Regions from separate parts of the Homo sapiens genome. Here all the other regions are linked to region 1. Evidence: read pairs that join two places in POLR2A ChIA-PET (ENCODE). Cell type or tissue: CD4-positive, alpha-beta T cell. All regions are shown on one strand. Region 1 holds the start of PLAAT4 (phospholipase A and acyltransferase 4). Region 2 overlaps ATL3 (atlastin GTPase 3). Region 3 overlaps PLAAT5 (phospholipase A and acyltransferase 5).

Evidence for each region. ChIA-PET counts read pairs that join two places held together with the same protein. Peaks named below come from ENCODE experiments on the same cell type or tissue, not always from the same donor. Only the 100,000 strongest peaks of a DNase experiment are listed, where the experiment ranks them.
Region 2: POLR2A ChIA-PET joins it to region 1 with 13 read pairs; 5 of 35 experiments call an interaction of 5 or more read pairs at or near these places.
Region 3: POLR2A ChIA-PET joins it to region 1 with 14 read pairs; 4 of 35 experiments call an interaction of 5 or more read pairs at or near these places.

Annotation. Positions count from the first base shown.
Region 1 is chr11:63,534,982-63,538,981 of GRCh38, reverse strand. It overlaps PLAAT4 (phospholipase A and acyltransferase 4), which reads right to left and starts at 2,174. Exons shown (of 4, transcript NM_004585.5): 1 at 2,105-2,174. The coding sequence starts at 2,113. RefSeq lists enhancers at 2,226-2,275, 3,933-4,000. In CD4-positive, alpha-beta T cell, no CTCF peak of the experiment used is centred here; DNase peaks (open chromatin) are centred at 2,151, 3,091 and 3,721; H3K4me3 peaks cover 3,184 bases; H3K27ac peaks cover 3,960 bases.
Region 2 is chr11:63,634,330-63,638,329 of GRCh38, reverse strand. It overlaps ATL3 (atlastin GTPase 3), which reads left to right. Exons shown (of 13, transcript NM_015459.5): 9 at 1,996-2,123; 10 at 2,740-2,796. It overlaps LNCROPM (lncRNA regulator of PLAAT3 mediated phospholipid metabolism), which reads right to left. Exons shown (of 4, transcript NR_199012.1): 2 at 595-839. Among named protein-coding and RNA genes, the nearest start is that of LNCROPM, 20 kb to the right of the region's middle. In CD4-positive, alpha-beta T cell, CTCF peaks have their summits at 2,035 and 2,243 (motif pointing right); a DNase peak (open chromatin) is centred at 2,299.
Region 3 is chr11:63,477,077-63,481,076 of GRCh38, reverse strand. The region is part of intron 3 of PLAAT5 (phospholipase A and acyltransferase 5); the gene reads left to right. Among named protein-coding and RNA genes, the nearest start is that of PLAAT5, 12 kb to the left of the region's middle. In CD4-positive, alpha-beta T cell, CTCF peaks have their summits at 1,874 and 2,078 (motif pointing left); a DNase peak (open chromatin) is centred at 2,076.

The DNA of each region.
Region 1 (4,000 bases):
AGACAGGAGCTCACAGCATCCTGCTGGGACCTGAGTGGGGTCTTGTGGGGCCCCCCAGCTCCCAGCACTGAGGGGGCTCTGCACTCACAGAACAGGCCTCTGTGGGAACTTGTCCTACAATAACTGCACCATCTCCACAGCCCCAGGGGAAGGCATGATCATCCCATTGCACAGATGGGGAAACTGAGGATCAGAGAGGTGGCAGGGCTTTCCTGAGAACACTCAGCTGGAAGGAGGCCGAGCTGGTTCTTCCCTGCACACCCCTCACCCTGGTTCCTGTCTTGGCCACCTTCTTCCCCTTCCTCACCTCCTTCCCACTTCTCCATGTCCTGCCCCAGGGCATAGCAGCCTCATGACTGGAGGATTTTTCCATTTTCACCCTCTCTGTCCCTGTCCTCAGTGGGTGACAGCCTCCTCCTCCCTCATCCCAGGATGTCCCATCATAGACCTGGGGTCTGCTCTCCTTTGCCCTCTTCCTCATGCCAATATCCAGTCACTAAAACCAATCAATGTGGACTCCGGAAGCTTCTCCTTGTTGGTGTGCTTGTCAATATCCCATCCACTGACTTGGTTCAGGCAGCCCCATGCCTGCCTCTGTGACCCCCACAACCCCCTGACCAGCCCCTGCCTCCTGTCCCTGCCACTCCATATCCAACTCCTCAGAACCCATGGTGGCCTTCCCAAGGGCACATCTGGCCATGACCGTCCTCTGACCTCAGGGCCCAGGACACACCCTGTGGGCAGCTCCCAGGCCCTTCCTGACTGGCCCTTCCTCACCCTCCTCTCCCTCCCTGGGCTCTGCACCCACAGGCCCACTGAGTGACATCCCAGCCCCTCACTACTGCCCTGGCTCTGGTCTCTGCTGCTCTGCACATCTGGTTCTCCCTGCCTCCATCACTTCCCTGCAGCCACTCTTCCTCTTCCCCTCCCTCAAACCCCCTCACCTGAGAAGCTGCCCTGATGGCCCCAGCCTGGCTCAGCTGACCCGCCACCCCACTCCTAGGACCTGGGTCCCCGGGGGCCTCTGCTGCTCTCTGCAGGGGTCAAGTTGAGCTGCAATTCCCTGTGCCTCCCTGTGCCCCTCTGGGCTGTGAGCTCCAGGCAGGCAGGATCCTGTGTGCTCCTCCCTCCCTGCACCTCCAGGACCCAGTGAAGGGCCTGGCGTAGAATGGGGCAAGGAAATAGACAAGGAAGAGGGAGGAGAAAGGAGCAGGGCCAGGACTCCCTCCCAGCTCCTCCTCTGTATGTCAGGGCACCACAGGAGATGGTTTCCATGTGGGGAGAGAGAGGGGCTTTTAACTGCAATGCTGAATGTCTAAAACCACAGTCAAGGTACTGGCAACCTCAGCTGGTGGCCAGTGAGATATGAGCTTTGGCCTGGGCTCCCTGTTAAAAGCCCTGATTTGTTTTGGCAGCAGTAAAGCCCTTCCCCAGGATCAGGTGGTGCTGTTGGAGTGGGCTGCCCTCCAGAATTTGCAGGACTCCTTCCCGGAATGGTTTTGTTTCTAGTAATAGCCTGAGCCCCGCTGTTCCTTTTTAGTCACACACCACCGAGCTCAGCCTGCTCTCCCTAGAGCTTCTGCCAATCGGTACATCTGGGCTGATAGGAGGAGAAATTTCAGTTTTCAGAAAGCTGCTGAGATTAGAATGCACCTTAGAAGGCTGGATGATGCCACAGAGGAACGAGGAGAGAGAAAGCATCGTTTGGGGCCGAGAAGGGACTGAGCCCCAGTCACAGCAGAAGCAGACGATGTTGGGATTTGCTTGCTTCCCACAACCCAGAGTCCCCCACCTGCCCACACTCTGGCTTCTCCTCAGGCTGAGGTAGATTTGACACCCGGCACCCCACAGCTCTCTACTACATGGGAGTCCCGGGCTCCCCGCACTGTGCCAGTTACGCAGAGGAGGTGGACTCTGCCCAGAGGACTCCCTGTCCAGCTGGGCAGATGCACTTTTAAAAGACAAATACAGTTTTCCATGACAGCCTTCTAAAGACGAGCTCTGGAGCTGTGTGCCCAAGGCCAGGAGCCTGGACTGAGGCCTTTCCTAGGGGGAGCTGCCCAACTGCTGTAGAGTCAGTAATGCAAAGCCCTGGGAAACTTACCGAAGCCATCTCGAAGCCAAGAGGAGGTCTGGTGCTCCTCTTGTTTGTGGATCAGCTTTTATGCTGAAGGAGAGAATTTCACTTTCACTTTCCTTTTGACACTGTTTCAACCTCACTTAAATACTAAACACTGTTTAAAAGAGACAACTGTTTAAAAAGGAGCTATTTCTCTAGATGGAAGGACTAATCATTTCTTACACAAGCCATGGACTCATTGGTGCTTTAAAGCCACCTTGGGAGCAGCCAGAGTCGAAGGGGAGCCCTGAATTTCTGCCCTTGCTTGAGAAATAAAGGTCTTTTCTTTTTTTTTCTTTTTTGTTTGTTTGTTTGTTTGTTTGTTTGTTTTTTTGAGACAGAGTTTCGCTCTTGTCACCCAGACTGGAGTGCAATGGTGCGATCTCGGCTCATTGCAACCTCTGCCTCCCGGGTTCAAGTGATTCTCCTGCCTCAGCCTCCCAGGTAGCTGGGATTACAGGCACCTGCTGCCATGCCTGGCTCATTTTTCCATATTTAGTAGAGACGGGGTTTCACCATGTTGGCCAGGATGGTCTCGATCTCTTGACCTTGTGATCTGCCTCCCCGTCGGTCTCCCAAAATGCTGGGATTACAGGTGTGAGCCACCGCACCTGGCCAAAATAAAGGTCTCTTCTAAAAAGAACCCTGGGCAGCTCTTCCTACTCCAGGAAGGGGAGGCATTCGGAGGCAGGGAGATGTCAATCCCCAGTGCACCCCATAGGACATTGTCTTGTAAAGACACCCAGAAAATATTGGGCCAGAAGTCTTGGGAGAAGGCCAGAGGGGGTGTTTCATTCCATGGGGATGCCCTGGAGGTGAGGGGTACCTTAGACCATGTGGAGCCTGGGAGCTCATGGCCCCATTAAAATGCATTTGGGTGCAAGAAGCAGAACTAAACTCAAAAGGGCTTCAACAGCCTGGACACCCATTGTCTCGGTAACAGAAAGGCAGGAAGAGGGTGACTCAGGTTGGGTTTAGTGGCTCACCAAGGTCACCAAGGACTCAGCAGGCTGTCTCCATTGCACTGGTCCTGGGTCTGCACTGTTGCCCTGCAGGGACTCCCATGGCTGTAGCAGCCTTGAGTGGCCCATTTTTACCTGGCTATGCCCAAAAGATGGAGGGAAAGATAATTCTCATTTGTCTTTTTTTCAGGGAGTTAAGTCTTTCCCACAGTTCCCCAGATGACCTGTTCCCTTCTCCATTGGCCAGAACTGGGCCATATTTTCACACCCAACCAGAGGCCTAGACAGGTGGATCACTTGAGCCCACGAGTTCAAGACCAGCCTGGCCAACATGGCGAGACCCCGTCTCTGCTAAAAATACAGAAAAAAAAATTAGCCGGGCATGGTGGCATGTGCCTGTACTCTCAGCTACTTGGGAGGCGGAGATGGGAGGATCGCCTGAACCCAGAAGTCAGGCTGCAGTCAGCTGAGATTGCTCCACTGCAGTCTAGCCTGGGCAACTGGAGTGAAACCATGTCTCAAAGCAAAACAAAACAAAAAACCCCCATTTCTGTTGTTTAGGTTAGCATGCCTCTGGGTTTCACTCAAAACACTGTTGAACGATGTTGCTGTGTTTGGGCAGAGCTTCCAGGGACCGCTGTGGATATCATGAGGAAGCCTCAGAGCTTTCTCGGGCAGAGCTTCTACAGGTGTCTTGCCGTGGTCAGTTTCTTTGCTGTTTTTATGGCCCTCTGCAGGAGTGTCCATGGTCATTATCTCAGCCACCTTTTGGTTTCAGTTTCTCATCAGGTCTTGGGGGTGTCTGGCCACAGCAGATGTTATCTTATTACCTCAGTCCTTTATACCTATGTTTATCATTTTGAGGGTTCAGCAGTTTCACTGTGGGCTGAGTCACTTGTCGTAAGTGACTCCATTTTGA
Region 2 (4,000 bases), 99 kb before region 1:
CAGGGAGACCTAATACAGTAACTACTGAGTTGTTTAGTTGGAAATTAACACAGGAGGCTTTGTAGGGCACAGTCTTCTTTGACACCACTAAAGATTGAGTTTGTTTCTGTTATGAGATAGTTCTTGTCTATTCTAATTTTAAAACTATTATTTTGGTGTAGCCTTCATAGAAACATGAGTAGCATATAGGGTCTGTACAGCTTGTTAAAGTGACAAGTGTAGCATCTGGATCCTGCTGCTACTTGTGTGAGGTATTTTTTGAAACACTCCATCTTTCAGTGTGATGGAAATTGAAACCATACAAAAAGGTTTTTTGGATATGTAATACATTCACATGTTTAAAATTTTAAAAAGGATTAAAAAGTACTCAGTGAAAAGTCTCTCTTCCATTTTTGTAGTCTTTCAGAGTTTCTTTAGTATATGAAAGCAAATGTGAATGTGTACAGAATGGCCTGTTATGTATACTTTTATACTTTTTCACTGCAAGGTTATAAAGTATTTTTCCCATGCTTTCTTGAAATTTTAGTTTCATTTTTCATATTATAGTCTGGTTGGTGGAGTATTAAAGAGTTCTTATTTGATGTGGGCTCCTACCTGCTTTTTTTCAGTGTATAGCTGGGAACCCAGGAAGATGTTAGAAGATTATGTAAATCAGCTTTTCTGTATTTTAATTCTCCTGTGTCTTCATAGTTGGACCAGCTAATAATTCTTACTTTGAGGAAAGAGCTCTATTTAATGGCTGTACTGATCCCTCTGTGGGAACCTTGTAGAAGCTGCAGAGAATCTGTCACCTTTCTTGAGTTAGTGGTCTTTTCATTTTGGGGTGGTTCCGAGGGTCTCTGAGGAGATAATAGAAAATAAATATAATGAGGCACAGGTACTTCTACTTCTTTTAACATTAAAAAAATTAACAAGAATAAATCAATGACCAGTGATTTCTAATTGATTTAAAGGAGTAGTAGTGTGAGGGCATGGCAAAGGCCTGAGACAACTTGAGAGGTTGAAAATTGACTTGTTGAAGACCCTGTTAATGAAATTCTTTTTTTTTTTTTCTGAGATGGAGTCTCACTCTGTTGCCCAGGCTGGAGTGCAGTGGTGCGATCTCGGCTCACTGCAACCTCTGCCTTCCGGGTTCAAGCTATTCTCTGCTTCAGCCTCCCGAGTAGCTGGGATTACAGGTGCCCGCCACCACCCCCGGCTAATTTTTGTATGTTTAGTAGAGACGGGGTTTCACCATCTTGGCCAGACTGGTCTGGAACTCCTGACCTCGTGATCCACCCGCCTTGACCTCCCAAAGTGCTGGGATTACAGGCGTGAGCCACCACGCACGGCCATCAAATTCTTTAAAAAGTGAAATTTCTTGAAAGGCTAGGGAGTAGACCAGATATCCCAGAATGAAAACCAAGGTAAAGATATTCTGCATATATAGTATTCTATTTTGAACTAGAGAAGACTTTCTACTACAGTGGGGAAGGAGAAAAATGAAGGTACATTGGGACAGAGATCTGTCAGCAACTTGGTCATAGCCAGAAAGTGTCAAAACATAGTCTCAGACCCCTTCTTCTCTCCCACTTTTTTTTTTTTTTTCTTGAGATGGAGTTTCACTCTTGTTTCCCAGCCTGGAGTGCAATGGTGCAATCTTGGCTCACTGCAACCTCCTCCTCCTGGGTTCAAGAGATTCTCCTGCCTCAGCCTCCTGAGTAGCTAGGATTACAGGCACCTGCCACCACGCCTGGCTAGTTTTTCTATTTTTAGTAGAGACGGGGTTTCACCATGTTGGTCAGGCTGGTCTCGAACTCCTGACCTTAGGCAATCCACCTGCCTCGGCCTCCCAAAGTGCTAGGATTATAGGCGTGAGCCACCGTGCCCGGCTTCTCTCTCACTTTTAACAACCAATGTTAAAAGCACTAGACTGGGAAGACTGCATTGTGTGTTCACCTTGGTTGAATAAGGCTGTTTGGCTTATTTTTCCCTTCTTTGTCGTCCTGTGAACAGATATTGCTGGTGAATTCAAAGAGCAGTTACAGGCACTGATACCGTATGTATTAAACCCATCTAAGTTAATGGAAAAGGAGATCAATGGCTCAAAGGTCACCTGTCGGGGACTACTGGAGTATTTTAAGGTAAATATGGGTTTTAGTTATTAAAATGTTTGATTTTTGGTAAAGCTGATCTCACTCGTAAATCAACTTGAATTTAAATATTTTGAAACTTAAAAATTTTCTGGGGGAGATGGTGAGAGGCATTTTCAGAGACCTTGGTGTCCTTCCAGGAGTGGGCCATTGGGTGGCAGTATCGGTCTAAGAACCAAATGGATGTTCTTTGCACTCTCTTAGAGGAGCAATTAGCTGTGACTAAAGGAAGATTGTTCCTCAAGGAAGATGGTGTGGACAGGAGGTGGTTAGGAAGTTGCTGTGAGTAGGAGGAGACGGCACCTAGATGTGACACGACTACCTCAAGGCGGATGGTCACTCTGCCCACAGGTAGTGGTGAGGCCAGCGTGCATGGGGAGCTGGATGGGAATCCTAGCCTCTGTAGGCTTGTGCTGCTTGAGAACATTTTTAGTTAACTAAAAATGCTAACATGCACTCAAAGGTGTGTGGTGTGTTTTTGCTAATTCCTGGTTGTTGACCTAAGTCTTTAGGAAAATGCAGTTGTATGGTCACTTTCTAAAAATTAAATATGAGTAAGATATGACTGAATAACATTTTATAGCAGTTTTTATGTTTATATTTTAAGGCATATATTAAAATTTATCAAGGAGAAGATCTGCCTCACCCCAAGTCCATGCTTCAGGTAAACAATGATTTGACATCCTAAACGCTACCCTTAAATTACTTGAGTTGACCTGTATACAATAAGCAGAGTTCTTTAGGAAGAGAATGCACTTTTTCTCCTTTTTCATCATGCTGAGGTCTGTTAATTTTTTTTTAGCACATTTTGCAGTAGTGTGGCGACCTTTTCTAGTTCACTTGTTTGTATTCATGGTGGTACAGTTAAAACGAAATGGCCTCTCCTCACTGGGCCTAGTCTTTTCACCAAACACACTTTGGGAAGCACAGTTTATTATACGTGGTTGAAACATACCCACCATGTTAGACAAGCAAGTTCTTGTCATCTGTTGTTTATTTTTTTTATTTTTATATAATTTCTAATTTATTATTTTTTTGAGACAAGAGTCTCACTCTTGCCAAGGCTGGAGTGCAGTGGCACAATCTTGGCTCACCGCAACCTCCACCTCCTGGGTTCAAGTGATTCTTATACCTCAGCCTCCCGAGTAGCTGGGATTATAGGCATGTACCACCATGCCTGGCTAATTTTTGTATTTTTTAATAGAGATCGGTTTAGCCATGTTGCCCAGGCTGGTCTCCAACTCCTGGACTCAAGCAATCCGACCGTCTTGGCCTCCCAAAGTGCTGGGATTATAGGGGTGAGCCACCATGCCTGGCTATAATTTTTTTAATTAAAAGAAAAAAATAGGGATGTGGTCTTGCTGTGTCGCCCAGGCTGGTCTCAAACTTGGCTCAAGCGATGTGCCTGCCTCAGCTTCCCGAAGTGCTAAGATTACAGGTGTAAGCCACTGTGCCTGACCTGTTATTTACTTTAGTGGAACATGTCCTGACACACCTGTTTACTATTCACTAATCAGGTTTTTAATTTGCAACTAGAATGTCATTTGGTTAAAACATAATTTTTGACTTTCATATGTTGAACATAAGGGGATTTATTGCCAAGTGTTGATTTATTTTGTAGCAGAAAATTTTCATAAAGGGAGCTAGAGCCTGGGATTGACATTGCAAATAATTTTTTCCTTTTTTTTTTTGAGGTGGAATCTTGCTCTGTTGCCCAGGCTGGAGTGCAGTGGCACAATCTCGGCTCACTGCAAGCTCCACCTCCTGGGTTCACGCCATTCTCCTGCCTCAGCCTCCCGAGTAGCTGGGACTGCAGGCGCCTGCCACCACGCCCGGCTAATTTCTTTGTATTTTTAGTAGAGACAGGG
Region 3 (4,000 bases), 58 kb after region 1:
AGCATATGGATGAAAAATGCTCCAGAAAAATAGAAATTATAAATTAAAAGCACAACTTATGGAAATGAAAGACACACTTAGAGATATACAAAATGCATGGGAAATAGAACTGAACAAGTATTAATAAAAGAAAGAGCTTGAAGACAAGGCTTTCGAATTAATCCAATCACACAAAGGCAAACAGGGCAGCAAAATCTTCACCTAGAATTGAAGGTACCAGCATCAACTGGGATTGGAGGCGGCTCTGTAGCATACAGACAGCTACTCTGTGGCTCATGAAGTTAGCAGAACTTCATGAAATGCTGGAGAGATGTTAAAGAAAAGAAAAAGGGAAGGATGGGACTGTAGAAAAGACCCCAGTATAACCGCAACCTTGGCTGCACCTTAAACTCACCTAAGGAGCTTTTAAAACTCTGGCACCCAGGCTATACTCCAGACCAATCTGAACTTTTTAAAGCTCCACAGGCGATTTCAATTTGTAACCAAGGCTGAGAATCAATACTCAATATAATCGATTTACAGTGGGAGGAAATTTAACAAGAGAGTGGATAACTGTTAAGTCTCTGTGAATCCCATTTAGTTTTATACCTTACTACCTCATCCAGTGGCAATATTGCAGATGAGAGAGTATTAAAATGCAAAAGAAAATACTTAAAATTCCAAAATTCCCTCCTCTTTCCTTCTCCAATCCCTGAGCCTTCTGTTTTCTGTACCACAAAGCTTGTTCGACATCCTTGATGAACAGAACTTGGGTTTTCTGAGCTTTCTTCTGGCTTAGATTGGCCTCACAATGAATTGGGTTATCTTCTTGCTGTCAGTTTTCCAGGAAACAACAACAAGGATTTGATTGATTGCTTGTTTGTTGTCATAGGGAATGACCTAGCCATGTTGAGTGGGAAGTAACTGGCTATTTGGTTGGTGGGGAAATATGTCCAAGGTGGAGGGATGGTGAAGAACGGACCGCATGTTCCTACAAAGAACAGACGTGACCGTCCAGCTGGCTTGGCCGACTCTGAGAGCCCTGCCCTCCACTAGATATGGTGGATGGTGGGTGAAAGGCATTGGTTAGGACTCTAAGGTATTGGGGTCTGTGGTCAGGTAGAGTGAGATGGAATCAGGGGTTAGTTCAAGAGTAACATAACGTGTCAAGTGGCTTTCCCTCTGGAGTGACTCAGAAAAACCTGTCCCATAATCTTACTGTTACTGCCATTTCCTTCACCCTGATCAATGCCAGAAATAATAGCCTGAGTTGGATTGATTTGAGCTCTGGCGCCTGTTCTTCACTTCTTGTTCATCTTTTGTCCATGGGCATTTCTGTTTTTCTTCCTGACCAGTGTCAGGACTTAGATAGTAATGGTCCTTAGATTACTGTAACAGTGAGGATGGGCCTATGGGGTCTCCTGTGTCATGTGTGTATAATAGCAGAAATGGCCTCAGCTTAGCACATATGTTCATATAAAGAAATTAGGCTAAATAACTTCTCTTCCTCTCTCATTTACCTATGTCTGAAAGGAAAAAATAATTAGACAATCTATGAATCAAAAATCTGTATATACCTAAATTATAAATTAAAGGCAATTTAACTGTTTACCTGCATCTGCACATGCAAATGTTGAACCTGACTTGATTTTTTAAAATGAGCTTCAAAATATTTAAACTTCAGACTTTCTTATGAACATTTTAAAACAGTTTCTCTGATCCTTTGCCATTTATGAAGACAGAGGCATCTGCTTAAAGCAATATAGTCTTATTACTATCTGAATCACAAAGAAAATACTATTTGCTATTGTTCCTTTTTAGTCTTCTTCAAAGGACGAGAAAGAGCTCTCCTCCACTTTGCCTTTCTTCACTTACTCTCTTGGCTGCTTTCTGCTCCTCTGTATCCATCTACATCACTCACATGCTGTCTTCCCAACTCGTAGCACTCAACCTCTTCTGTATACTACCGGCTTCCGGGATTTATGGTGGGGGATATCCCTACTGCTTTCCCTGGGCTTATGGCAAAAGAAAATGAAGTCCAGTTTGAAGTCTCCTGCAATATCATTCTGCTTTCTGGGTGAGAAGCCTGGTATGGGGAGCCCTCTAGTGGATATGTGGCTGCCATTACATTTTCCCTTTAAGGCAGAAGAAAGAGTTGGTTTGTTGGCAGGGGCAAGGGAGTAGTTCTGGTCCTAGCTCGACCATGGACTTGCTGTGGGACTTTAGACAAAGCACTTCCTCTCTCTTGGCCTCAGTTCCTTCCATGAAATATTGTAGTGTATACTGTTTGCTTTGTGCCCACAAAAACTCATTGCTGCAAGTGGGCAGGACTTGTGGAATGGCTGAGTGCAGATCTCAGCAAATCCTCTTTTCCCAAAACAATTATGAAGCCAGACAAAATTGCCAAAGACAGTCATTTAAAGACTGGAAATTTGACCAAAGCCATACAACAGATTGAGAAGGGTTAATTTAAGAAAGTCCATCCGTGGTCGGGCGTGGGCTCACGCCTGTAATCCCAGCACTTTGGGAGGCCAAGGCGGGCAGGTCAGGAGATTGAGACCATCCTGGCTAACACGGTAAAACCCCGTCTCTACTAAAAATACAAAAAATCAGCAGGGCGTGGTGGCGCGAGCCTGTAGTCCCAGCTACTCGGGTGGCTGAGGCAGGAGAATCCCTTGAAACCAGGGAGGCGGAGGTTGCAGTGAGCTGAGATCGCGCCACTGCACTCCAGCCTGGGTAACAGAGCAAGACTCCGTCTAAAAAAAAAAAAAAGAAAGTCTATTGGTTCTCAGAAAGAACAGTGGAAGTCTGTAGTGTTTTAGCATTGCCCCTTCACCTCCAGCTCTGCGGTTGTGGTAAGGAAGTTCTATCCAGGTGGGTGGGGCTTGTGGGAGGGAATGGCGTGGCAGCAGAGGGTGACTGACTTTACTTCCATGCCCAGGGTTGTTGAAAACAAGAGTTATCTCAGTGACAATCATGGAAGACCAAAATTGCAGCTAGCTTGAGGTTGCAGTACTGGTTAGGACAAGCAATAGGCCAACAGGCCTGCCAAAAATTTAACATGGAAATCCAGGTAATGATACAACTAAAGAGGGTCTTGAAAAGCTGCCACATGTGTCTGGTGGTCTAGAAGGTATGCACAAGGCTGCATACACATTCACATTCAGGACAGACTGGAGACTCATAAAAATCTGGAACTTTGAATGAATTCTCCAAGCCACACAGAGATCCACTGACAAAAGGTAAAGCCTTCGCGGCACAAGGTGTGGCTCAACTTCTGGCCATTAAGCTATGCCGATCTAGGAAGCCAGGCTTAAAAACAAGAAGCCGGGCACTGTGGCTCACGCCTGTAATCCCAGCACTTTGGGAGGCTGATGTGGGCGGATCATGAGGTCAGGAGTTCGAGACCAGCCTCGCCAACATGGTGAAACCCTGTCTCTACTAAAATACAAAAATTAGCTGTGCATGGTGGCAGGCACCTGTAATCTCAGCTACTCAGGAGGCTGAGGCAGGAGAATCGTTTGAACCTGGAAGGCGGAGGTTGCAGTGGGCCGAGATCACACCATTGCACTCCAGCCTGGGCGACACGGCGAGACTCTGTCTCAAAAAAATAAATAAAAATAAAAACAAGAAAAAAACTCTAAGCAGATATCTCAGTGGTTACATGCTGTGAGACAAACAGACATCACAGAATCAGTCCAGGTGGGTCACTAAACAAACAACAAACAAACAAGCAAACAGCAACAACCGTCCGCCCTGGTTGGGTGGGGAAGGAGATCAGAGCCCACAGTTGCTACGGTATGTTACCTAGAACGTCCAGTTTTTCAACAACAAATTATGAGACCTGCAAAGAAACAGGAAAGAGGGACCCATACACACAAAAACAGTAGAGACTGTTTCCTAGTGGGCCTACATGTTGCATGTAGCAAATACTTCTAAACTGCTATTTTGAGTATATTTAAAGAAGTAAATAAAATCAAGTTTAAAGAATTAAAGGAAAGTGGAATGACAATGACCGATC